Regions from separate parts of the Mus musculus genome. Here all the other regions are linked to region 1. A link is a loop called in an ENCODE intact Hi-C map of the cell type or tissue named here. Cell type or tissue: left cerebral cortex. All regions are shown on one strand.

Region 1 (8,000 bases):
GATACCCTGTCATGACCTCAGTGGGCCCCTGCCCACATAACCACATTGTGTGTGTGTGTGTGTGTGTGTGTGTGTGTGTGTGTGTGTGTGTGTGTGTGTTTTGCTGGTGATCGAACCTTTGCACATGTTACACAACTGCTCTACCACTGAACAATAGTCCACCATTTCATTGATGCAGTGGTTCACTGGTATATAGACTGACCTTTAATATGTGGTCCTCCTGTCTCTGCCTCCCAAAGGCTGGAAGGCAACTACAGGGAATACCAGCATGCCCAGCTGTGAATGCTAAAACACAAACAGATTAAGGCTGAGTACTAAACTGTTTTATTGTTGATGAACTGGTCTGTATCAGGTCGGCTCTTTGGAATGTAATGACAAATCCTCTGCAGGCTGATTTCACAAATGATTTTTTAAAAGTTAATCTTTGTGTTCTCAAACAATGTGTGTTCCATGTTTGTTCTTCTAGAATCACTGAACCAGTTTATTTAAGGACATCCCATAATTCTCTCTCTCCTTTCTCTCTAGAACGCATCATTCAGAAGTTATCCCACTATAGTTATCATGTGAGACCAAGACCACATGTGCTCCCAAATGCCTGTTTCAAATCCATGTTAGAATAATAATTTTGCTGTGGACTGCTGGTTGCTCAGTAAGAGAGTTGGTACTGTCGAATCAATAGGCTCTAGATTCACCCTGTAGACAAATCTCTGGGTAGGTCTGTAAGGCCATTTCTAGTCTGAGTGAATTGATGTTTAAAACCCCTCTCTAACTACGGGTGAAGCCATCCAATGGGCCAGAATCTGGGACTAAGTAAAAGGAGAAAGCAAACTGAATACATCCTCTGTCTCTCTCTCTCTCTCTCTCTCTCTCTCTCTCTCTCTCTGTCTCTCTGTCTCTCTGTCTCTCTCTGTGTCTCTGTGGTGTCTCTGTGTCTCTGTCTCTCTCTCTCTCTCTGTCTCTCTGTCTCTCTGTCTCTCTGTCTCTCTCTGTGTCTCTGTGGTGTCTCTGTGTCTCTGTCTCTCTCTGTCTCTCTCTGTCTCTCTCTGTCTCTCTGTCTCTCTGTCTCTCTATCTGTCTGTCTCTCTCTCTCTCTCTCTCTCTCTCTCTCTCTCTCTCTCTCTCCCTCTCTCTCTCCCTCTCTCTCTCTTCTTCCTGATGCAGATGCAGTGTCTCCTGCTCATGACACCACATGGGCCTTCCACCACCATAACAGACTGTATTCCCAAATTTGTGCTTCTTCCCTTAAAGTGTTTCAAGTCAAGTATTTCTCACAGCAAGAAGAAAAAGTAAAAGGTTGTCCAGTATGCCCCAGGACCATGAAGAAAACTCCAAATATTGTACATAATAATTTTCCTCACTATAAAATTCTGGGTTTGCTGTCTGTCTCCTTGACACTTGGAAGATATCAATTCACTGCCTTACCACATCGAGCGCAGCTTTATCAGGGATGATTGTAATCTGATTTTCTTGTTCCTTTGGGTAATATGCTTTTTATCTTTGAAAGCTTGTAAAATTTCCTCTTTTTCTTTGATATTCTTTAATGTTGCTGAAGAATGTCTCTGTGTGAGGTCACCTCCCCTGCCTAGCTTTCTCTGTGTCCTTTCAGTACAGGGTCCCTTTTCTCCTTCTGTAATCTTCTTACATGAATACTATAGCTACTTCAACCCTCCGTACCCTTCTCCAGTGCCTTCTAACCAAGTTTCTCCTTCCAGAATCTCAGACATTTAGCATGCTCTTTGGCTGTCAACATTTTAATAGGCCGCTTGTCCACACTTTAAAAAAAAAAAAAAAAAAAAAAAAAAAAAAAAACCTGTGTAAATTACATGTAGCTATCCAGTGTCTGTAGTTGGTGTTTCTTTGTGTTTCTCTTCAATTTGTTTTTTGATGGTCTCTTACCTCTTTAAAGATAATTGCTAGGCTTATTTTTTAATTGTGTTCATTTCTTTTCCTCTTGTTTACCTTGTTCGGTTTAATGTATTTCTCCCAAAGAATTTCCCCTCCTCGAATGTCGAGCTATTTTTTTTCTTATTAGCTAATCTTTTACTCCCCTAGGACTATCAACTGCTTTCACAAATAGTATCTCGTTACTTTGGCCTTTTTTCTTCTTCCAGTGAATTGAAGGAAGATGGCCTCAAGGTCACAAAGGTACAATTTTCCTATCCCCAGGCCACCATTGCCCAGCACTGCCCTGGCCTGCCTCATGCTGATGTCTTCTCATGCTTTCAGAAATACAAGCAGACTCTTTGAAGATGGATGTTGAATGGAAGGTGGAGGCAGACTAACAGAATGCTCAGGGCTATCCAGCTGTCTTGATCCTGGCCTCTCCTCTTGGCTGGCCTGGCCCCCGGTGCCCATCGACTGCATCCTGCTACCGCTGCTTTCCTTCCCAAGAAACAGGCAACACCCAAAAGTAACCAACAGGGAAGAAAGAACATACCAGAAAGCTTCCTCAGCCAATCCCTGCATGTCCCTGGCTTCCTCGTCTTCAAACTGACGTTTCTCTCAACCAACCATCTTCCTGAGAATGCTAATACTTTTCTTAGTTAATGAAAAAAAATCTCATTGTTGAGTTTAGAAAGGAAAGAGAAATGCCATGCAAAGATGTGGTCATGTGCAACTTTACAAACACTAAGGCTGCACAGCAAATACCTAGCTAAGAATCCTTTGATTAAATAAGATAGAGGACGTGTGAGTAAGTGGAGTCACATCACATCCAGGCTCTCATCTCAGGCGCCCAGCTGTCCTGGCCATCTTTGAACCAAAAAGAGCTTCTCAGAAATGATTAAATTTTATTGAAGCTCACAAGGGATGGTAGAGAGAGAATATTTGACTACTTTTGACAATTATTCGAAAGCACTAACCCGAGGGAGGACAGAATATGAAATCATGGACATAAGCCCTTCTGAATGCAGTCCCTATCTAGTTCATCCTTTGTCCTTTAAAAGATTATTTAATTATTCTGTGCACATGAGTACTTTGTTCACACGTGCACAGTATGCATGCAGCGCCTATAGAGACTAGAAGGGGGCATCAGATCCCCTAGAACCAGAGTTACAGAACTGGTGGGCGACTGGTGGGCGCTGGGAAGTGACCCTGAGTCCTCTGCAAAATCAAGCTGCTCTTAAGAGCAAAGTTACCTCCCCAGCCTCTTCACTTTTTTCCTTCAAGTCACCCACAACACACTCTCTCTGTCTCTCCTCCTCTCCCTCTCCCTTCGCCCCCTTCCTTCTTTCTCTTCCTTTGCCTTCCCTTCTCTAAACTATCAGCTCCTGCCCAGCTTGGACGTTATTTTCTGCTGCAGTGCAAGGATCCATACAACAGTAACATAAGGCACTTTGATAAGTTTTGAGACCAGAAAAGTCATCCTTGTATTGCTTCAGTCAATTCTGAATAATCCATAAGTAATCTAAGATAAAGCGAGACACTTCTTGTGCCTCACTTAGGGAAATTCTGGACTAGAGAAGAAAGAACCAAGTTCCTTTTCTGTGCCAACAGCAGCTCAACATCTCCGCATAATCATTTCAGCCTTCTGGAGATATTATATTTCTCTTAGTAAAACAGCATCAATTATTAAGGGAAATCATTTTCTGGGTAAATGGATAGGGATGTTCTACAAGCAAAGCCCTTGGATTGAGTGTGAGATAAAATCACTGTTTATACTAATTGTACAGATATCATAAGACCTACACTAAGTCTCTCTGGGATTTAAAACCATTATCATGAGTTCTTGAAGGCTTCTTCTGAAGGCTGAAAACAATTAACGCTGACCAATCAACAACACTAAGACCCTTCCTAGTGACAATGGGCATTTCCTACTGTTCCACCTTTCCATTGTCACAGTCCTGAGTGTACACACATTTAGACATGAACACGTCACGTGAGCCTTTTTCTCTCTTAGCTTTCAACCATCTTCTCTACTCTTTGCCTACAGCAAAGTCCCATATCCACACTTCTCCAAATGGGAAAAAAAAATGTCTTTTACGAAAATTCTATTCGCCTGACTTGAAAAGTGAATTATTTAATGTAGACAATGGCCAACTGAGTATGTTTGGTGCCCTCAGATCAAAGACTTTCTCAGTCACAGACAAAACAAGAACAGACTGTGGAGACAACTGGCCCAGATCCTAACAGATTCGGTCTTCTCCGGTTTTGCAGGTGAAGCTATTGGCATCCCAAGAAGTTCTCTGCCTTACCAAACACAAGACAAGAAAGTGTGGGCAGGTGCACTAGAATGTGGGTCTTATGTTCCTGCTTTCTATACCATAGGCATTTAGCCCATGCCCTTATGTTCTCAACCCATCACATTCTCTGTGAACAGGTCAGGAAGATACTAAAGTCCCCAAGCTTTATTACTTCAAATCTCATCGACCATCTCGTTTCACAACTCCAATAAACTTCCCAATTTCACTCTCCGGGTTTCAACCACCTAGAGTTGACTATGCCATCCTCTGGCAGTGGGCAGATCACCAAGCAAGTACAAGGTCACCATCTAGTGGTAAATGCAGTAACGGCAGGTTACCCAGCATACCCTTGATTCTTCCACACCTCCTAATTCCATCCCTAAATGCACTTATGCCAGACAGCTTATTTTCAGCAAATTTCCAAAAATAAATTTCAAAGCTAATCAAGATTTTCCTATTATATAAGACATGAAGTAAGTTTAAATTATTTTTAAATGTAGGCGTTTACTAAGCCAGTGATCTTCCTGGTATTGCAGTAGATTGCAAGAGTTCTTAGCAGCGTTGTGCTTCCAGATAGATCGCATTGCAGATAGTTAAAGCAAGTCAGGGCTGTAGGTAAATGTTAATGTGTTTTCATTAAAGTGGCTCTAGAGTCAACATCAGCAAGGTCTTGGGAAATACACTCCAGGGAAATTGGGGCAAGCACATGAAGGGGTTCTGGGGAAAGGTAGAGAGGGAAGACGTGACTCTGATCAAAACACGTTGTGCACATGTTTTCATGTTTCTAAAATTAATAAATTCTGGTTCTTCTCTCAAACAATTATTTACTAAACACCTGCTTACTCTAGGGTATGGACAATAATATGACTATTTGTTACATACACACACACATACACACATGCACACACACCTTGGGAACATAACGGAAAGACTGTTCCATTGTGAGACAGAGGTTGCTGAAGATTATTGGTAAACAGTATCTTGAGGACATGATAAGAACTCACAGTAGCTATGGTCATCTACACATAACTCACACAAGATTGAGCCAGTCAACACAAGAGCATGGGTGAGAAAGTATTCACAGTTATTGTCAGTTCATGACTGCTAAGCGAGGGTCCGTTTTCTTTGAAGGTGTGGTCCCAGGAAAGTTGTCCATGTTGTGGTGATGGCCCAACATATGTGCACAGATGAGCAGCACTGGCTGCATGCTGTGGGTTATTACAACATGGAAGAAGAGAAAAATAAGAAACATTGACAGCTTTTGTGCAACCCCTTTCTAAGGAGCTTGCTACTGAGAGTTTGACCATGCTTCAATGAGTATATAGATAACACAGATGGGGCCTGATTTCTCCCTTGAGAGGGGTGCATGAATGAGAGGGTCCACCTGGGAGGAGTGTGATCTGGGTGCATTATATGAAGTTCCTAAATCATTGATAAGAACATTATGTTGCAGGGAGGGAAATTGGGGCAAGCACATGAAGGGGTTCTGGGGAAAGGTAGAGAGGGAAGACGTGACTCTGATCAAAACAGGTTGTGCACATGTTTTCATGTCTCAGACAGAAAGTAAAACATTATAATACAAAAATAGCAGGAAAATCAAGAGTGATCATATATATTTTAGTGATAATGAACATTTCCTATTCCTCTTCTTGTGGTCTCAAACCTGTGTGCATACGCGTGCAGGAACATATACACATCACAGCAGTGGGCAGGGCTCTAGACCTTTCTATGATCCCATACCTGTGTGCACACATGTGCAGAAACATATGCACAGCACAGCAGTGCACAGGGCTCTTTTCTTTCTGCTGCTAACCACCCTCCTCTGTTCTCTGTCTACAGGAAGAATCATGCAGTTCTCGCAGTAGGACAGATGGATTTTACAAAGACTCCATTCTTCTGTTCCCAGATAATACCTGAACAGCCTTCTACCAACCTTGCTTCTACTCAGTTTGTCTATGGGAAACTTCCCTAGTCTCTTGTTTCACATTTTCAACTACCTAGAAGATGGCACCTCCTGCAGCTTCAGCCGCTGCATGGAAATCAGGGGTGAGCAACTTGACCTCCAAACTCTCCTTCTTTCTCTTTGTTCATGGCCTTGAGGTGCCACACTCAGCAGCAACTCTAACTTCTTCTTTCCCAGTGTCCTCTCTCTAATCAGACCCAAGGGTGGCCAGGTCTGCACAGGCCTCATAATCCCACCCACACCCAATCCCCTCCCCCTACTACAGTGCTCCAAACCCCACTTCTCTGATCATAGTGGACCCTGGATTCCAGTAAGTATGTGTTCTCAACATGTTTGGTGAAAGTCTCTTAGACAAGGTGTTGAGTGAGTTCTGAGACTGAAGTGACAGAGATCGCCAGATAGCGGCCTTTTGAAAAGCCATGGTTTCCAAGTGAGTGGACAGAGAGGAAATTAAAAATGGATGTTTAAAACATCCCAAAGACTAACCGAGCACTCTTACCCTTTATTTTACACAATCAGAGTCTCTGTCCCTATTCCATAAGTGAGTTCTAGCAAAACTCAGAGACCCTGCGACCAGCTTTCCACAGGTAGATTTCAAATGTAGGAAAGACAAATACCTGTTTCTTTCAACCTCAGGTCTTACTTAAGTCGTCAAAGTCATTTTTATAAATTAGCAACTTTTAAACTTTTGAGGAGAAAGAGAGTTAATTAAGCAAAATAAAAAATGGTACATGTGTCTGGCCATAGCTGAAACTGTGAAACAAAACCAGCTTTTGTTAGTAGGAGGCAAATTAGCAATGTGTCTCTGTTTTGATCATTTTGCAAGAAACCTAAAATTTTAAATTATGCTTATTATAGATGGGAGAATTAGATCATCAAGTTGACGCTTGCAAAGCCAAAAAAGCAATTAGTAAGTCATAGCCATAATATTAATTTCTGATTTATAAGGTTTTATATGATTGATTGAGCCACTCTTTTTTATGGGTTGTTTGCACAATAGTCCCCTATGGGCTAGGCATGGGGGGACTTGGGAGTATAGAAATATAGTTTCATAATTGTCCTCACGAAATATGCCCTCTATCATAACAAGAATTTGTAAGAATCATAAGAAATGAGAGATTTAGACAGAAAATCAGATGCAGTTCTATGTGGAAGGGTCTGTGGAACAGGGATGGTGGGAGTCAGACAGACCTCACTGATGGTGCTCGGCTGGGATTTGGATGCTCAGTGTGGGTTTTATGAGAGCTTCCACTGGAGTTGGAGAATCCCAGCCAGAAAGGAAGACATGCTCCCAGAGTGTGGCACTCCCCACTGAAGCAACTTCCAACACATGGGATATACAGAGCCCCAACGATAGACAACAGAGAATGAACATGCTCTGAAATGATCACAATTATCAACACAGTGGCACATTTTCACAAGATGAGCAGATGCTGGGCAGTTTCCTTGCCAGCTTGGACATGCACTCAAATGACCAAGGATCATATGTACAATATGGGCAAACATATGTACGAATCTACTCCGAACACATAACCATTCCACAGCCCCTCCAAGTCCTCAAATTTACATACCATAAATGTGCCTAGTTTTCCATGACAATCATGAACTCATTAAAATAAAATTCTGCTAGCCTGTTTGCGATATCTGGTGTTCAGCTATTTGTGCAGTTACCACAGCAACATCTTGGAGGGATAAATATGGCAATAGAACATGCTAAAATTTTTTCTTTGTGCAATACTTTATGATCCTATTTCCACCAAAGGAGTTAAAGATGGTGCAGCAGAGTCATTGTGTGAGTCTGAATCAAAACAGAAGGGGAGGCAAAAGGATACTTAGGAAAGGGCTTCATGGGCTCT
Region 2 (8,000 bases), 300 kb after region 1:
CCATGGAGGAATGCGGCTTACTCAACTGCCCTCCAAGACTAACTCGGTCTGCTTTCTTACGACACACAAGACAACCTTGCTCAGGGGTATCCCCACCCCCAATAGCCTGGGACCTCCCACATCAACAATTAATAATAATAATAATTAATAATAATAGCCCACGGGCATGCCTGCTGGCTAGTCTGAGGGACGCTTTTTCTCAGTTGAGGTTCTTTCTTCCAAAATAACACAGACAAATCAAATTGTAGCTGACCTGATGTCCTGCTGTCTAGCTTTCATAATACTGGTTCGATGATGCAAGTTACTATGGAAGAAAAATTATCAATGGTATTACTCAACAATGACTCTTGAATGCTATAATACTGACCTGTCAAGCAAGTCGTGCTCACTGGTGTGGTAGTGGCATGAAAATTACGGGGATAACCAACTGCTTTTGGACTTAAGGACTTAGACACAGAAAGAAGTCCATGTCCAGCACTGAAAATCTGTTCAAAAGACCCGGAGGTCATAGGCCCTGAGGAGAGCGTACGGCTGTCATCTTACTTTAGCCAGAAAAACTTATTCGTACAGTGTCCAGCAGTTAATGCAGAGACTCACAACTGGTCTGTGTGTACAGGGTAAGTTACTATTGAGTGGCCAGCCCTAATTGGAACATCTGTGTCTACATCTTCCCTCCAAAGTCCAAAAGCGACACTGCAGAAAAGTGGGAAGGGTATAAGAACAAGAGGGGAAAGAGTGTTCTAAAATGCTGTGATCCGGACACTCATGAACTCCCTGCAGCTGCACAAGGTCAAACCAAACACATCAGTCAACATTCGAGCAGGCAGCACTAACTGGATTCAGTGGGTTAGAAAGAGACAGGGGGGCCGGGCAGTGGTGGTGCATGCCTTTGATCCCAGCACTTGGGAGGCAGAGGCAGGCGGATTTCTGAGTTCAAGGCCAGCCTGGTCTACAAAGTGAGTTCAGGACAGCCAGAGCTACATAGAGAAACCCTGTCTCGGAAAAAAACAAAACAAAACAAAAACAGAAAGAGACAGGGGATGGTGAAGGGGGTAAGAAGGTGTTTAAGGGACAACTGGGATAGGTGGGAAGGGATAGCCAGATGTTGCTATAATCAGAACACATTGTTTATATGTATGAAATGTATATGTGTGAAAGAAAAGTAGTCTATTAAAAAAGAAAAACTAGAAGCTGGAGAGATGGTTCAGCGGTTAAGAGTACTGACTGCTCTTCTAGAGGTCCTGAGTTCAATTCCCAGCACCCACGTGGTGGCTCACAACCATCTGTAATGGGATCCAATGCCCTCTTCTGGTGTGTCTGAAGAGAGCAATGGTGTAGTTGCAAATATAAAATAAATAAATAAATCTTTAAAAAGAAAAGAAAAACTATGAATTAAGTGTTGTGCTTTTTTATTTTCAGAAATTGTATGTATTCTGAAGGCTGAAATCCCCTAACTACTTCATCATTACTTTGAATTTAATAACAAAATCTAAAGTTTCTTTATAACTTAAGACAACCTGATGTGGACCCAGCGAAGGTCAACCAAGAACTAATTTTGAAATTGTAATGACTGTAACATCATGTAGCGAGCCAATCAGTTCTGAAGAAATACGAGCTGGCACACCCAAAGAACCTAAAGTACAAGCAGTCCATGGTATGGGTGATATGGGCTGAAAAATGGCACAAAACTTCTCCTACTGAGCACTGAAAACAAAGGAGAAAAGAACTTTTTAGCACACATAACCGCAGTAAGATAAAATACAATAATAACGAATAAGTCAGGGCCGAGGACCGGTCAGTAGTAAACACACTTGCTATGTGAGCCTGGTTACCTAAGGTTAGATCCCCAGAACCCAGGTTTTTAACAAAACCCCAGAGGTAGCAATGCAAACGCATGCAAGCCTAGTGCAACCGTTTGAAATTTAAGGCAGAGACAAGAGAAGCTCTAGACAAGTGGATCTCAACCTGTGGGTCGCGACCCCTTGGGGTTGAACAAGCTTTTCATAGGGATCATGTGTGGTCATTGAGACACGGTGTCTTAATTTATGATGTGGTGGGGAGAACCAGCCTCAAGGATGTGGAGTCACAAAGGGTGGATCTTAACAGTCAGAAACCATAGCTACCAAGATACAGCTATGTTACCTAGGTTACATCCCAGCTACAGCCCCGCCCCGCCCCGCCCCGCCCCGCCCCAGCCTTCTGAACCAGGACATCCCTAACCACAAAGGAAGTGGATCTACCTGGCAGCAGCTTCTCCCCCACCACCACTGTCTACCTGGATACCTACCCTAGCAAGCCTTCTCTCCCAGGTCACCATAAAAGACAGCTCCACTCTTTAGTTTTTCAGGATAATCTTTGTTTCTTTTCCATCCTTCCTATCCCACACCCAACCCATCAACAAACGCTTTTCTTTCTATAGTTCAGATATGTTTGTCTAAGGATCTTCCACCTCTGGTCACCACTCCTAATCACATCAGCTTTCAGGACAATGGGAACATCGTCCTGAAATCCACACCCTGAAATCCATCTGTAACGCTGCTGGGATTAAAAGGCAAGAAAGGGTGTTCACAGGTAATGAGACCCCTTGGCCTCCATTTTTAGCAATGGGATAAGTATCCCTGGTGTCCTTTTAAAGACACTTGAGGAGGGTCTTTCCTCCCCCCCTCCACCATGCAATTGCATAGTATGGAGGCACTGTGGGTATGGAAAGGAACCTCACCATACTCACAATGCTGGGACCTTAGACTTCTCAATCTCCCGAACAATGAGAAATAAACTTTTGTCCTTTATCAATTACTCCACCTAAGATGTATTGTTATCGCCACATGAACAAATTAAATAATCTGGGTTATTTCAATAAACTCTAAACTGCTTTTTCTGTTTGTAAGTTCTCTACATCACCACTGAAGCCTTTGAGCAGATTCGTCTTAACACAACACCCGACGTTCTGACGACTCCCCAGAAAGCCTTAGTACAACTCCATCCCGACCCACTCACGACCTCTCTGATCTGGAGTCTCACCCACCCACCCTCCAATCATCTGCACCGCTTGCTAGGACAAGCACCTGTTCTAGAATCTGCGCTCCCGCAGCGCCCTCTGCTGGACTCCCTCTACCCTGCAGGATCTGGAACGCTCCATTCCTCTCTTCTAGATGTCATGGCAACCTCCTTATACCGCTCTCTGTTACCTTAGCCTGCTTTGATTTTCTACATAACAATAATCACAAATTGCTATCTGTTGGTTGTCTGCCTCCTCCGCCGTTATAGACCCTTTAGATGAGTTCACTGTTTTCTTCATCGCTTTATTCCCAATACTAAGAGACTGCAGACACAAGATGAGAAGCCCGACAAGATGTTCAGTGTCCAGCAAGATGTCTAATTGCAGTGACATAGTATTTTGAGGCCACTCAAAATGGCACGGCACCCCCTTTTGGCCTCGCAGTGTGAAGGACACCTTTAGGAACGGCTCGACTGCATTTACAGCTTGTTTCTGATGTGAAGAAATTTAGAAAGAAAGCATTCAGATGCGCTTTATGAAGGAATGGTTAAATCCACTCAGAGAGGTTCCTGGGCACGGGAGAAAGCTTTCTAACGACTAAGATAACAAAGGCTTGCCCCTGGGTCAAGGCAGCATGGAGTATTTGGCAAGCATGCATTTGCTTTCTCCGACACTGAGACATGTGAAGAATTGATGGATTATTTTACAAGTATTTTTTAAGTATAAGGATTTAACATATAAGTGATTGTAAAGCGTTTGTTTGAAAATGAAGAAAAAAAGGACACATTTTCCTGTCCCTTTAATAGTTAGAAATGCTTAGAGATAAGCGTAGTATTTAAATCTTTTGGATGTGTAAAATTGTATTCAACAGCAATTTTAGACACAGCATTAGAAATACTTTAAAGAGACCGTCTACTGCATTAATTTTAATTATGCTCCACCGGACTCACAATGCTTTGAAATGCTTATAAAGTGTCCTCAAAATCTTTTATTAATCAAAATTCAAGCACCAAACACACTGCTTCTGACTCCGGGTAGCAGCGGCTTGCCTGAGAGCGCCATCTGCTGTTCAAGTGTGCACTACAAATCAATTTTTTGGCTTTCCTAGCTCGTGCAGCTAGAACCTGTCAGCACACATCATATTACTTTAAAAGCTGCATTTTCTCTTGAGGTCTGGAAGACCATGATGGTGCCAATACCTGAAGGGTAGATGGCAAACCTCAAAGTGGAAGGGCGCGTTTCATTCACGTCAACTTTAATCCTGCAAACCGTGGGCAGCAGTGATTTTAAAGGCACACTATAACCAGCAGATTTTATTCTGGAACTTGACTACTTGCTTCACAACCAGCCAGTACCCTTTTTAAAATTAATTATTGGTTATGAATGATGAATTTGAGGCAGCGTGCTATGAGTGGGTGTAAAATCCTGGGTTCAACCCCAATATTCGGAAAATTAATTATAGATACATTCATATTTCAATACCAGTTAAAGCAGGGATTTACTAATTTACTTATAACAAGAAAAAGAAATCCTCATTTCATGTAACTGAGGGAAAATATTCAGGTAATCAGGTTGAATTCATGGCATGCTCACCACAAGTGACCCACACTGGTAACGCTAACACCTCACCAAGTACACGTGACCCCACACCAAAGCCCTGGCTTAAGGTCAATCAATCAATAGGAAGGGGCCTCCAGAAGGAATGGCCATGTCCAGGGAAAGGAATAGGAAAGAGTAGGTGAAGGTGAAGCTGGAGAGAGCTGATTGAGTGGGGGAGGGGCATGGAAGAATTGATTGGCAGAGAACCAACGAGGACCATTGATGCCACTCAGTCCTTCGCTCCTCAACAATTCAAGGAAAGCTCTGTGATTATAAGGAGGGTCTAAAACAATGCTCTACAGCCTGGTCCCCACAAAGAACTGGTGCAATTCTGTTTTGTTTTGGGATTTTCACTTTTTTTTTTTTTGTTTACTTACTGTCCTTTATATGCTGTTTTGAGATATCAGCCTTAACAGCTAAATAAAAACTGAATTCATCAAATACCCGCTTTCTTATGAGGGATAGAAAGGACTTTTTAAATACGCATTGTTTTTATATTGCAACAGTGTATGATTCTATTCTGTGGACAAAGTTTGTCCTATGGTCAAGAAAAATTGTAGGGCTAGAGAGATGGCCCAACAGGTAAAAGCACCTGCCATCCTGACTTACAACCTGAGTTTAGTCTCTGGGAGACACACATACAGAGACAGACAGAAAGATGGACACAAAGACATCCACAGACACAGAGACAGACAGAAACAGGGACAGAGAGATAGAGAGACAGAGACAGGAACAAAGAGTCAAACAGAAGGACAGACAGAGACAGGGACAGAGAGACAGATAGAGAAAGACAAAGAAAAGAAAAGAAAAATACATAAATAAAATGTAATCTTTAATTCTCAAAAAAAGGAAAACGACAAAAGGACTTTGGCGCTCATTCACTGAGGCCATCAGTGTTTTTCCTTAGGTCTTAGTTTGGTGTCTCTCGCTGTGACAAAGATAAAGACCAAAGTCAACTTGAGGAGAACAGGGTCTATTTTGCTTTACGTGGCCTAATCACAGTCAATCATCCGAGGAAGTCAGGGCAGGAATTCCAGACAGAAAACTGGAGGCAGGAGCCAATCCAGAGCCACGGAGAGGTGAGCATGCTCACTGGTGTGCTCTGCAGGATTTGCTCTGTTTGATTGGTTTATATAGCCCGAGGTCACCTGCCCAGGAGTGGCACCACCCCCAGTGGTCGAGGCCCTCCCATGTCAGTCATTAATCAAGAAAATGTCCCCAGACTTGCCCAGTCATATGGAGACATTTTCTCAATTGAGGATTCCTCTTCCCAGATGGCTCTAGCTTATGTTAGAGTGGAAACAACAACAACAACAACACAAAACACAAAACCTTAAGCAACACACTTTATCTTAGAATTGTTTATCAGTTCTATAAGTTGAAGAAAACTGATGTTAATGAACATGACCCTTGTCCACAGAAAGGCAAACTGATTGTGTTAGGCTAAGAGGATTGTGTTGGCCATTTGTCAGCAGAGGCTCAGAGCATCTAGCACAGTGGTTCTCCACCTACCTAAGGCTGCAAGCCTTTACCATGGCTCCTCACGGTGTGCTGGTCCCTAATCATAATATTTTGTTGCTACTTCATAACTGTAATTTGCTACTGTTATGAATTATAGTGTAAATATCTAATAGACAACCCTTGTGAAAGGATCGTTTGACTCCCAAAGAGGTCATGACCCCAGGCTGAAACCACTGATCTTTTTGTTACTCTGTTTCAGAACGCTGATCTTTTTGTTACTTTGTTTCAGAAGCTCCTACTTCCTATGTCTCTGCTCTTTGATGCTTCTTCAACCCATTTATAACACATCTTACCAGTTCCCTCAGTACTTAACGAGTTAAAAAGAATTCACATTTTATTCCTATTCATGTGTTCATTTCATATTCCTGTGTCATAATTATAACTATTTTTATTTTCTTTTTGGGAGTATAATTATAACATTTCTCCCTTCTCTCTCCTCCCTCCAAGCCCTCCCATATATTCCTTCTTGCTCTCTTTCAGATTTATGGCTTATTTTCATTGTTGTTCCATATATACGCACATAGATAGATATCACTAATTATAAGCTCCATCAGCATAAAGTTGCTATATGTATGTTTTTAGGGCTGATCATCTGGTATTCGACAGCTAATGGTAGGTACGCTCCCAATCCCAGCTTTCTTCAGTTGCCTGTAGTTCTTTGTGTAGGGCTGAGCCCTTGTGGGCTCTTCTCTGCCCACTTTGGCGTGTCTATTGGTGTCATCTTTGTTCAGCTCATGTTTCGGCAGCCATGTTGGTGAGACTTTATGGGTGTAGCTTCAATGTTCCTGGGAAACATAATTTCACAGCAAACTCCCTGCGATTTTCACGCTTACATCTTTCTGGCCCCTCCTTCTGCAATGTTCCCTGAGCTTCGGGTGCAGGAGTGCTCTGTAGATGTACCCTTTGAGACCGGACTCAATAACTCTGCATTTTGAATGGTTGTGGTTTTCTATAGTGGTCTCCATCTGTTACAGAGAGAAGCTTCCTTGATAAGGGATTTAGACTATATTTATCTGTGGATATAAAGACTGTGGTGGTTTGAATAAAAATGGCCCCCATATGCTCATATACATGAATACTTAGAAAGTGACACTATTTGAAAGGATTAAGGGGTGTGGTCTTGTTGGAGTGGGTGTGGTCTTGTTGGAGTGGATGTGGCCTTGTTGTAGTGGCTGTGGCCTTGTTGGGGAAAATGTGTCACTGGTGATGTGCTTTGAGGTCTCAGAAGCCCAAGCCAGGTTCAGAGGCTCTGTCCTTCCTGCTGCCTTAGGATGCAGATGTAGAGCTCTCAGAAGACTCTTCGGTAGCATGTCTGTGTGCCACCATGCTGATAACGGACTAAACCTCTGAAACCATAAGCAAGTCCCATTAAGTGCTTTCCTTTATAAGAGTTGCTGTGATCATAGTGTCTCCTTACAGCAATAGACTACACACACTAAGACAAATGCTTGTTAGACTATTTACTGAATCATGATGACTCAACAACAGAGTGGTTGTAGATTCTTCTCCAATCTCCAGGACTTCAACAGCACAGAGGATTTAGCTAGGTTTCCAGTCCTGAGCAATGATCTCCCTCTTGTTGAACAGGTTTGAAGTCCAATGGTAGAGCTGTTGGTTACAGCTAAGGCATGCGTATCACTACTGAACCTGTAGGATTTACTGGGTCATGATGGTCGTTGATGTGGTCTTAGGAATCGTAGCTGGTTACAACTGTTGGTTCCCTGTCTCCTTTGGAAGATTGTATGGTGCCTTCTGGTACTATGAAAGCTAGTCTCCAGGGAGGAGGCATTCAGGTTAATTCCAGATCTTTATGTGTCATGATTATATCTCCTTTAAAAAAAATCATTCTTAGTATTAGAGAGATGACCCAGAAGTTAAGAGT
Region 3 (8,000 bases), 130 kb before region 1:
TATTTTTTAAAAGAATGTCATATAAGTAAATTTAAAATTGCACAGTCACAGTCACTACAGAGACTAGTGTGAGAGTGTGTTAGTAGAGAATGTTTATAATAGCAGCTTTCCCTACTGAAAAGGCTGAAGGAAGCTTTTCTGGAGCAAGACTCTGGGGAAATGACATTGGTGTAGAAATCTGAAGCAGAAGGAGTGACCACCTAAATGAATGTAACAGACCAGAAAGTATGTTCTGGCCAAAGTCTTATGGCAAGCTCTGACACTGAATGAATATACCGAAAAGGGGTAGCAGAGCCAAGTAAAACATGCAAAATGCTTACCTCTTCAAAGCAGGACCATCTCCTGTGCTAGGGGACTACCTCGCTGTGTAAAGAGACTGGTGAAGCGAAAGTTTAGGCTAGGATAAAGGAAGGGTATGTGTGTGCATAAGGACAAGTATGAGAGATGACACAAAATCAGATATTAATTCAGAAACTTATTCTTGCTGCTGCCCTATGGTGGGTACCACAAAACACACCAGTGGACAGGGACAGAATGGGAGAACATGTAAAGAGCTATGGTTTTCATCCTCTTTCTCTGTCCCACAGGCAGTAGGCTTCACCATTAGAGTCATTCTGCAGATTAGGAACCAAGTCTACAGAGATCCAATTTTCTGCCCAAGGTAACACAGTGAATAACCACTAGAAAAGATACTCCCCCTGCCAGGCAGTGGTGGCGCACACCTTTAATGCTAGCACTTGGGAGGCAGAGGCAGACGGATTTCTGATTTCAAGACCAGCCTGGTCTACAGAGTGAGTTCCAGGACAGCCAGAGCTATACAGAGAAACCCTGTTTCAAAAAAAAAAAAAAAAAAAATACTCCCAAACGGAATGTGGTTCATGCTTATGAACTTAACTAGATTATGCAGAGTCTGAGGCCACACATCTTTATTTCCTTCACCCCTTGTATCTGTCCCTATGCTATTTGAGTATCTAACCATCCATCAGCTATGAAAGTGTTAGTGATATCACCTAATTCATAATGCTGTCAGTCATCTTAAACATCCCATCTCTATATCTGGACCATCGATGGGTTTGGATCCTCATCTCTTCTTCTTGTTAAAATTACAAAAGCTCTGTGCCTTTTACCATCCAAAGAGAAAGGAAAATTAGTTTCCAACCTAACCCTTACAGATGAGTCTTCATGGTCCATTAATCCAGCTCTTTATTTTATTTCATTTTATGTTTTATTTATTCATTTTACATATTGCTCACTGCACTATTTCCCAGTTTACCCCCTCCCACAATCTTTCCCTCTATCCCTCTCTCTCCTCTTCTGAGAGAGTTTTCACCCCCTCATTATCCCCCAACACATCTAGCCCATCAAGTCTCTGAGGGGCTAGATATACCCAGGGCTTCCCGCCTTCCTCCTATCCTAGAGCTTCCCGTGGGAAAGCTCGGGTGAGAATTTTAGCCTAAAGGGAGGGGGCTGTGGCCGGGCACACTTTGTGCTCATCCACTGCAGGCCTCTGGCCAGGGCGGCTGACTGCCAGCTTTAGGTTTGCTCCCTCGAAGATGAGCCCAACTTGGCTCAGGGCTACTGTGTCCTCAGTCCTCTTGGTGACCACACAACTAACTCCAGGAGACCTCCCGGGACAGAGGAGCAGATCCCGAACAGCACTCTCTAGACAGAGACCAGCAGGGACGGACGGACGGACGGCTCCCGTCCAGTACATGAAGTGAGGGGCAGTGTCTGGGTGACCTGGACAAAGCAGGCTAGTTTTGCGGAAGCCCTGCCGCTACAGAAGCTTGTCTCTGGACAGACTATTGCTGGACAGATGGGGGACAGTGAGGACTCTGACCCTTCCCGGCAGGCCACTGCACTGGCGGAGACAGACACCTTGCAAAGCCAGAAGCGGCTGTGAAGCGCTGGGGCGGAGGAAAGCGACAGACTGGGACATTTTTGCCATTTTAACATAGAGACTGAGGCCAGACAAGGCACCCCATCTAGAAGAACATATCCCAAGGACAAGCAATAGCTTTGGGGATAGCCCCCTGTTTGAATATGCTTGGTCCAGGGAGTGGCACTATTTGGAGTTGTGGCCTTGTTGGAAGAAGTGTGTCACTGTGGGTATGGGCTTTAAGTTCATCCTAGCTACCTAGAAGACAGTCTTCTCCTGACTGCCTTCAGATCAAGATGTTGAACTCTCAGCTCCTTCTCCAATGCAGTGCCTGCCTAGATGCTGCCATGCTTCCTGCCTTGATGATTATGAACTGAACCTCTGAATCTACAAACTAGCCCCAATTAAATATTGTCCCCTATAAGAGTTGCCTTGGTCATAGTGTTTCTTCACAGCAGTAAAACCCTAATTAAGACACCCCTGCACCATTTATTCAGAACCCAAATGAAGACCAAGCTGCATATCTGCTACATATATGCAGGAAGGCCTACATCCAGCCCGGGTATGGTGGTTCAGTCTCTGAGAGCCCTAAGGGTCGAAGTTAGTTGACTCTGTTGATCTTCCTGTGGAGTTTCTATCCCCTTTGGGGCCCTCAGTCCTTCCCTCTACTCTTCTATAAGAGTCTCCAAGCTTCATCCACTGTTTGGGTGTGGGTGTCTACATCTGTCTGAATCAACTGCTGAGTGGAGTCTCTCAGAAGAAGGCCACCCTAAACTCTTGTCAGCAAGCATAACAGAGTATTGTTAATAATGGCAGGGATTGGTGCTTATCAATAAGATTGGTCTCAAGTTGGGCCAGTTAATTGGTTAGCTATTCCCCCAGTCTCTGCTCCATCCTCCATCCCTGCATTTCTTGTAGATAGGATAAAATTTGGGTTGAAAGTTTTGTGGGTGGGTTGGTATCTCTATTGATCTACTGAGGTTCCTGCCTGGCTACAGGTTCCATATCCCCAATGCTGTGAGTCACAGCTAAGGTCACCCCCATTGATTCTTGAGTGCCTCCTTTATTCCAGGTCTCTGTCACATCCTGGAGATGCCCCCTAGCTCCCTACCTTTGTCAGTTGCAAATGTCCATTCATTCTCACGGTTGTCTGGCCATATCTCCTGTCCCTCTCCACACCTGATCCTGAACCCTCCTCCATTCCTCTCACCATTTCCTGGCCATACCACTCTGAATGTGCCTGAACCCATCAGCTCTATTTCTATAATCAGGTAGCAGGAGAATCTTCTGGATGAAACGGAAGCTTCTCCATTGTAGCCTTCATCATCATCCTTATCCCAGCTCTTCATTGCTTTGGAACTTACTGGGAGAACACGGAAACCATTAAACTCTGCAATGTGAAGTGGCTTTGCAAAGTGCACTGTAAACTGTTTACATTGTTTTTAATTACTTTGGAGCCATATGTCAGCTTGGTATAAAGTGTGAAGATCATGCTGAATGGAGTGGGGGGAAGTAGGTGACAATGTGGTGATTTATGGGAACCAGGAAAATTATGTATGGAAATGAGTTCAATTTAAAAACACATCTACGTACCATTATAACACTGGAGGGGGAAGAGAAGCCAGTTTATAACAAAATATCTTTGAAAAGAGGAGCATGATGAATATGTAAATGAGACCAATCAGCATCAGCTGAGATATGGTATATGCAGATGAGACGGCAGTGAGCCAAAAAGTGAAATAGCTCCCAAGCCATAAATATGAGCGGTATAAAATTCATTTGAAATATTCATGATAACATAAGGACAAAAAAAATATAATCAAGTGATTTATTTGCATATAAAAAACAAGAACACTGGCCTGGCACTGCAGCCTCTGCCTCCATATCATAGGGAAAGAAAAGCTGTTGTAACAAAGGGACTGTAAAGTGAGCACTGTTGCTTGTAGCTAAACCAAACTGGGGCTTCTCCCAGTTCTTAATTCCTGGTGCTCAGTTGGGACTGATGAAAAGAATTGAAGCAAATGTTTTTCCTTCTTTTTTTGTTGTTGTTTGTTTGTTTTTGGTTTTTCGAGACAGGGTTTCTCTGTATAGTCCTGGCTGTCCTGGAACTTACTCTTGTAGACCAGGCTGGCCTCAAACTCAGAAATCTGCCTGCCTCTGCCTCCCAAGTGCTGGGATTAAAGGCATGTGCCACCATGCCTGGCTATGTTTTGCCTTCTTGACACTTCCTTGCTAGAGCCCTCAGGGCCCTTTCTACCCCTGCCCTTTATGCTTCTTACAATTATGAAGAAAAGTCTGGGTCCCAGTTTCTGCAATTAGCAAGAGAAACTGACCAATCCATAGGTGTCTGTGGAAAATGGCAGACCAGTGTGGACTGGGTAGCCTGCAGATGGGAAGAATGTTCTGGCGCCTCTAGGATGACAGTCACATTTTATCCCCATGGAGCTTTGGAAAAAAATCCATACATGAATTTTTAAATTCCATGTTCTATGGCAGATACAACAGTAACCCTTATAACACTTCCTTAATGATACTAATGTACCCCTAAAATAATTATAGCCATACAACAAAATCTAATTAGTAACTATAAAGAAGAATGTTGTATTGGCAAACACTGGTTTTTTTTTTTACTACATTTGTTTATTGTGTATGTGCATTTATGTAGGAGCACACAAGTGACATACACATGTAGGGTTAGGGGAGTTAGTTCTATCTTTCCACAAAATTTGTCCAGTGGCTTGAACTCAGATTGTCAGGATGTGGGGCAAGTTCCTTTACTCACCAAGCCATTTCACTAGCTCTACAGAATTCTACTATAAAATGAGAGAGATTAGAAAACTGAAGGCCATTGACCCTTCCTTTGGTATCATCCATAACTAACTAGTGGAGAGCATTTCTGCTTCTGCATATCTGAACTCTCAGAAACCAAACCCCATGTGGTATTCGACAGAGCCTGCTGAGGAGTGAAAGAATCCTCTTACTCGGGTGTTTGGCTCTGCAGCACTACTGTGCCAACTCACTTCCAGGTGAAACTTTGCTGAGAGTAACTTAGGACTGAGTATTTGAAAAATTAGAGTTGCCTGGTAAGTTGTAGATGAACTTAACAGTTGGGAAAAACAAGAGTTGGATCCATTAAGTTGTCATTATTGAGTCGGGTCAAGATGAGTTAGTGTGCAGAAAATGAGTCCTTATGTCATTTCTGTTCTGCATAAATGTCCTGAAAATAGTATTTTCATTATATTTATTGCTTCAACCAAGAACACAGATGTTCTCTTCTTGTTTCCTTTCCTGTTCTTGTGTTTTGGAGTTTCCCATAATTCTCTTTGTTTTTAACTGTTCTAAGAGGGTCCTTCAAATTTACTCCTGCAGTATCTAAAAGCTGCTAAGTTCAGGAAGGTAATGAATTTTATTCATATCCTGGCATGGGGGTTGTTTGCTTTGCTTTTATTTATTCTACATATTGCCAAGAGAATGAGTCAATCTGAAAGGGAAAACAGAGTTCCTAAAAATCTATGATTTTGCAGATAACCCTAGCTTACTTTCATTATAGATCTCCACACCTCAGTAATTTAATACTTCATCCATGAGGCCAAAAGTGGGAAGTCCTCGACTGAGGATTGCAAAGGAAAATGTAGAGTACAGATGGAGAAGAGAGCCAGGCCGTGGCCTCCCAAGCACTCAGTGACTCAGTGGGTTTTCGTCCCTTGCTTGGGACAGCGTATTCCCCTCATCACAGCTCCCACCACTAAGATCTTCCACCTCCTTTGCCATTTCATTCTGCAACATATTTATGTTGTGGTGATTTCTTCTTGGCATCTTACATTCAGCAGCTCGGGCTTAAAAAGTGGGGAATGTGACCCATTCTACTCACGGCATTTTTGGCTTGCCAGAAAGTACAGTGATTTTTCCATTTTCTACCTAACAGCCATCTTCAGGCTTTAAGATGTTGGTATCAGCACACTTTGCTCTTCTTAGTAAGGCAGGCTGTGGGAGAGACCTTCCACTCGCAGATCCACAAGAAGATAAACTGGCCTCCTTCTCTTCCCCAGTAGTAGCTCAGTGTTTGTGTCTGCCCAGGGAAGATACAATTAAGGCAGCATGATACTGAAGTTAATAATATCCTCATGGCTCTGCTCTGCAGACTCTTGCTAGTTATTTTTTTAATAGGGCAGTATTAAAATAAAGAATATATAATCTAAAGGCAAGCTCAATCGATGCACAAACAATTTATTTTTATTTCTTCATTTAGCCCATGACCATCACATCTGCATCCATCTGGGGCATTTATGACTTAATAAGATGCTTTAAACAATAAAAGACTCATATGGACTCTGGTCCAACTCACCTTCCCTCCCCTCAGCAAATAAACTATCTGAGTCTAACACTTCATAACCTCTCCGGCAGTATTCAGATGCACACCGGCCAACCCACACAGAAATCAAATGACTAGGGATGTGTTTTTATAGCTCAGTCCATTTCAGAATTTAAATGGCCAGGGAAAGAAATACACAAGAATGAGAGATAAATACCTAAGGAGAGCCTATATGAATATAGTGGAAGTCAACCACTCCAGTGGCTCTGAACCTCTAAAGAGAGTCTTTGCATAAAGATAGCAATTATTGATACCAAATGTTTTGCAAACATATAATCTGTACTTGGATGCAAGGGTACTTTGCAAAATTAAAAGTGTGTGCAAATATGATGTAAGAGGAATGAGAGCATGTGCACTCAGTTGTCTTAGGGTCTCAGCTCAGCCATGTGTGGTTCTATCTCTTGCTTTTCCCATATTTTTCAAAAACACCTAGGATGGGGCTGAACTCAAAGAAATGAGAATAGTCTTCTGCTTGTCAATTGTTTGCCCTTACCTCTTGGTTCCTTTTTTAACCTTTTAGAGTTGCACATACACACAAACACACACACACACACACACACACACACACACACACACACACACACACACGTTTTAATTTGGTCTTAGTTTAAGAAGAAAACCACTTAAAAAGTGTACTATTTCTCTAGCTCCTCCATTGGGAGCTAGAGAAATTACCCAAGGAGCTAAAGAGATCTGCAACCCTATCGGAGGAACAACATTATGAACTAACCAGTACCCCGGAGCTCTTGACTCTAGCTGAATATGTATCAAAAGATGGCCTAGTCGGCCATCACTGCAAAGAGAGGCCCATTGGATTTGCAAACTGTATATGCCCCAGTACAGGGGAACCCCAGGGCCAAAAAGGGGGAGTGGGTGGGTAGGGGATTGGGGGGGGTGGGTATGGAAGACTTTTGGGATAGCATTGAAAATGTAAACGAGGAAAATACCTAATTTAAAAAAAAGTGTACTATTCTTTGGCTGGAGAGATGGCTGAGGTTTAAAAGCACTCACTGTTCTTCCAGAGGTCCTGAGTTCGATTCCCAGCTACCACATGGTGCCTCATAACCATCTGTAATGGGATCTTGTGCCCTCTTTTGGCCTGCAGGCATACAGGCAGGCAAAATACTATAGACATAATAAATACATCTTTAAAGCTTACTATTCTTATCCTAAACATTTCTCCAGCCATATTGAAATATGAACAATGTATTTCAAAATTACATATTTAAAGTGATATTCCATATTTAAGTGATATATATGATTATATGAATATATACTATGAATGATCATCACACTCAAACGCATTTTGTAAATCAGATTCCCAACTTTTTTTTTACTTCAGTTTTCTCTCTCAGGAAAGATAATAGTCTGAAGAATTCAGTGACCCTGAGAGCCAATGAGACTCCTCACTGGTTCCTCTCAGAGAACTTCCCTTTAGAATAAGAAAATAAAGAACAAAGGAAAGCCATAGCCACTCTAGAGGACTGAATTACTAGTCGCAGGATCTTAATCAGTGTGGGACATCTCTGGATTGAATGTCGACACACACATGAACTCATGTATGGGGAAAGGATCTTCTTTGTCTAATCATGCTCATAGTGCTCTCAAGATTCACTTCGCCATTAAACAACAGAGGGACAGCAAACTGCCTGTTGCCAGTCTTCACATGGATATTTAAAATGTAACCTATTTCCTTCCCTTTAATCCACTCCTTGTTTCTCTTTATGTGACACGTAACACCCAGTGAAA

What was found. Peaks named below come from ENCODE experiments on the same cell type or tissue, not always from the same donor. Only the 100,000 strongest peaks of a DNase experiment are listed, where the experiment ranks them.
Region 2: a loop joins it to region 1, with 6 times the contacts of the local background. A loop is called at or near these places in 8 of 42 quality-filtered maps.
Region 3: it touches region 1 in a loop (3-fold over the local background); 2 of 42 quality-filtered maps call a loop at or near these places.

What each region holds. Positions count from the first base shown.
Region 1 is chr17:88,950,709-88,958,708 of GRCm38, reverse strand. No RefSeq gene overlaps it. Among named protein-coding and RNA genes, the nearest start is that of Lhcgr, 160 kb to the right of the region's middle. In left cerebral cortex, a CTCF peak has its summit at 4,491 (motif pointing left); DNase peaks (open chromatin) are centred at 4,488, 7,496 and 7,797; H3K27ac peaks cover 783 bases.
Region 2 is chr17:88,648,261-88,656,260 of GRCm38, reverse strand. It overlaps Gm31903 (a long non-coding RNA gene), which reads left to right and starts at 2,199. Exons shown (of 3, transcript XR_385909.2): 1 at 2,199-2,309; 2 at 2,420-2,571; 3 at 2,889-3,232. It overlaps Gm38460 (a long non-coding RNA gene), which reads right to left and starts at 2,357. Exons shown (of 3, transcript XR_385907.2): 1 at 2,288-2,357. In left cerebral cortex, CTCF peaks have their summits at 3,120 (motif pointing left) and 4,059 (motif pointing left); DNase peaks (open chromatin) are centred at 3,113, 3,563 and 4,062; H3K4me3 peaks cover 944 bases; H3K27ac peaks cover 476 bases.
Region 3 is chr17:89,085,659-89,093,658 of GRCm38, reverse strand. The region is part of intron 2 of Fshr (follicle stimulating hormone receptor); the gene reads left to right. Among named protein-coding and RNA genes, the nearest start is that of Fshr, 110 kb to the left of the region's middle. In left cerebral cortex, no CTCF peak of the experiment used is centred here; a DNase peak (open chromatin) is centred at 3,526.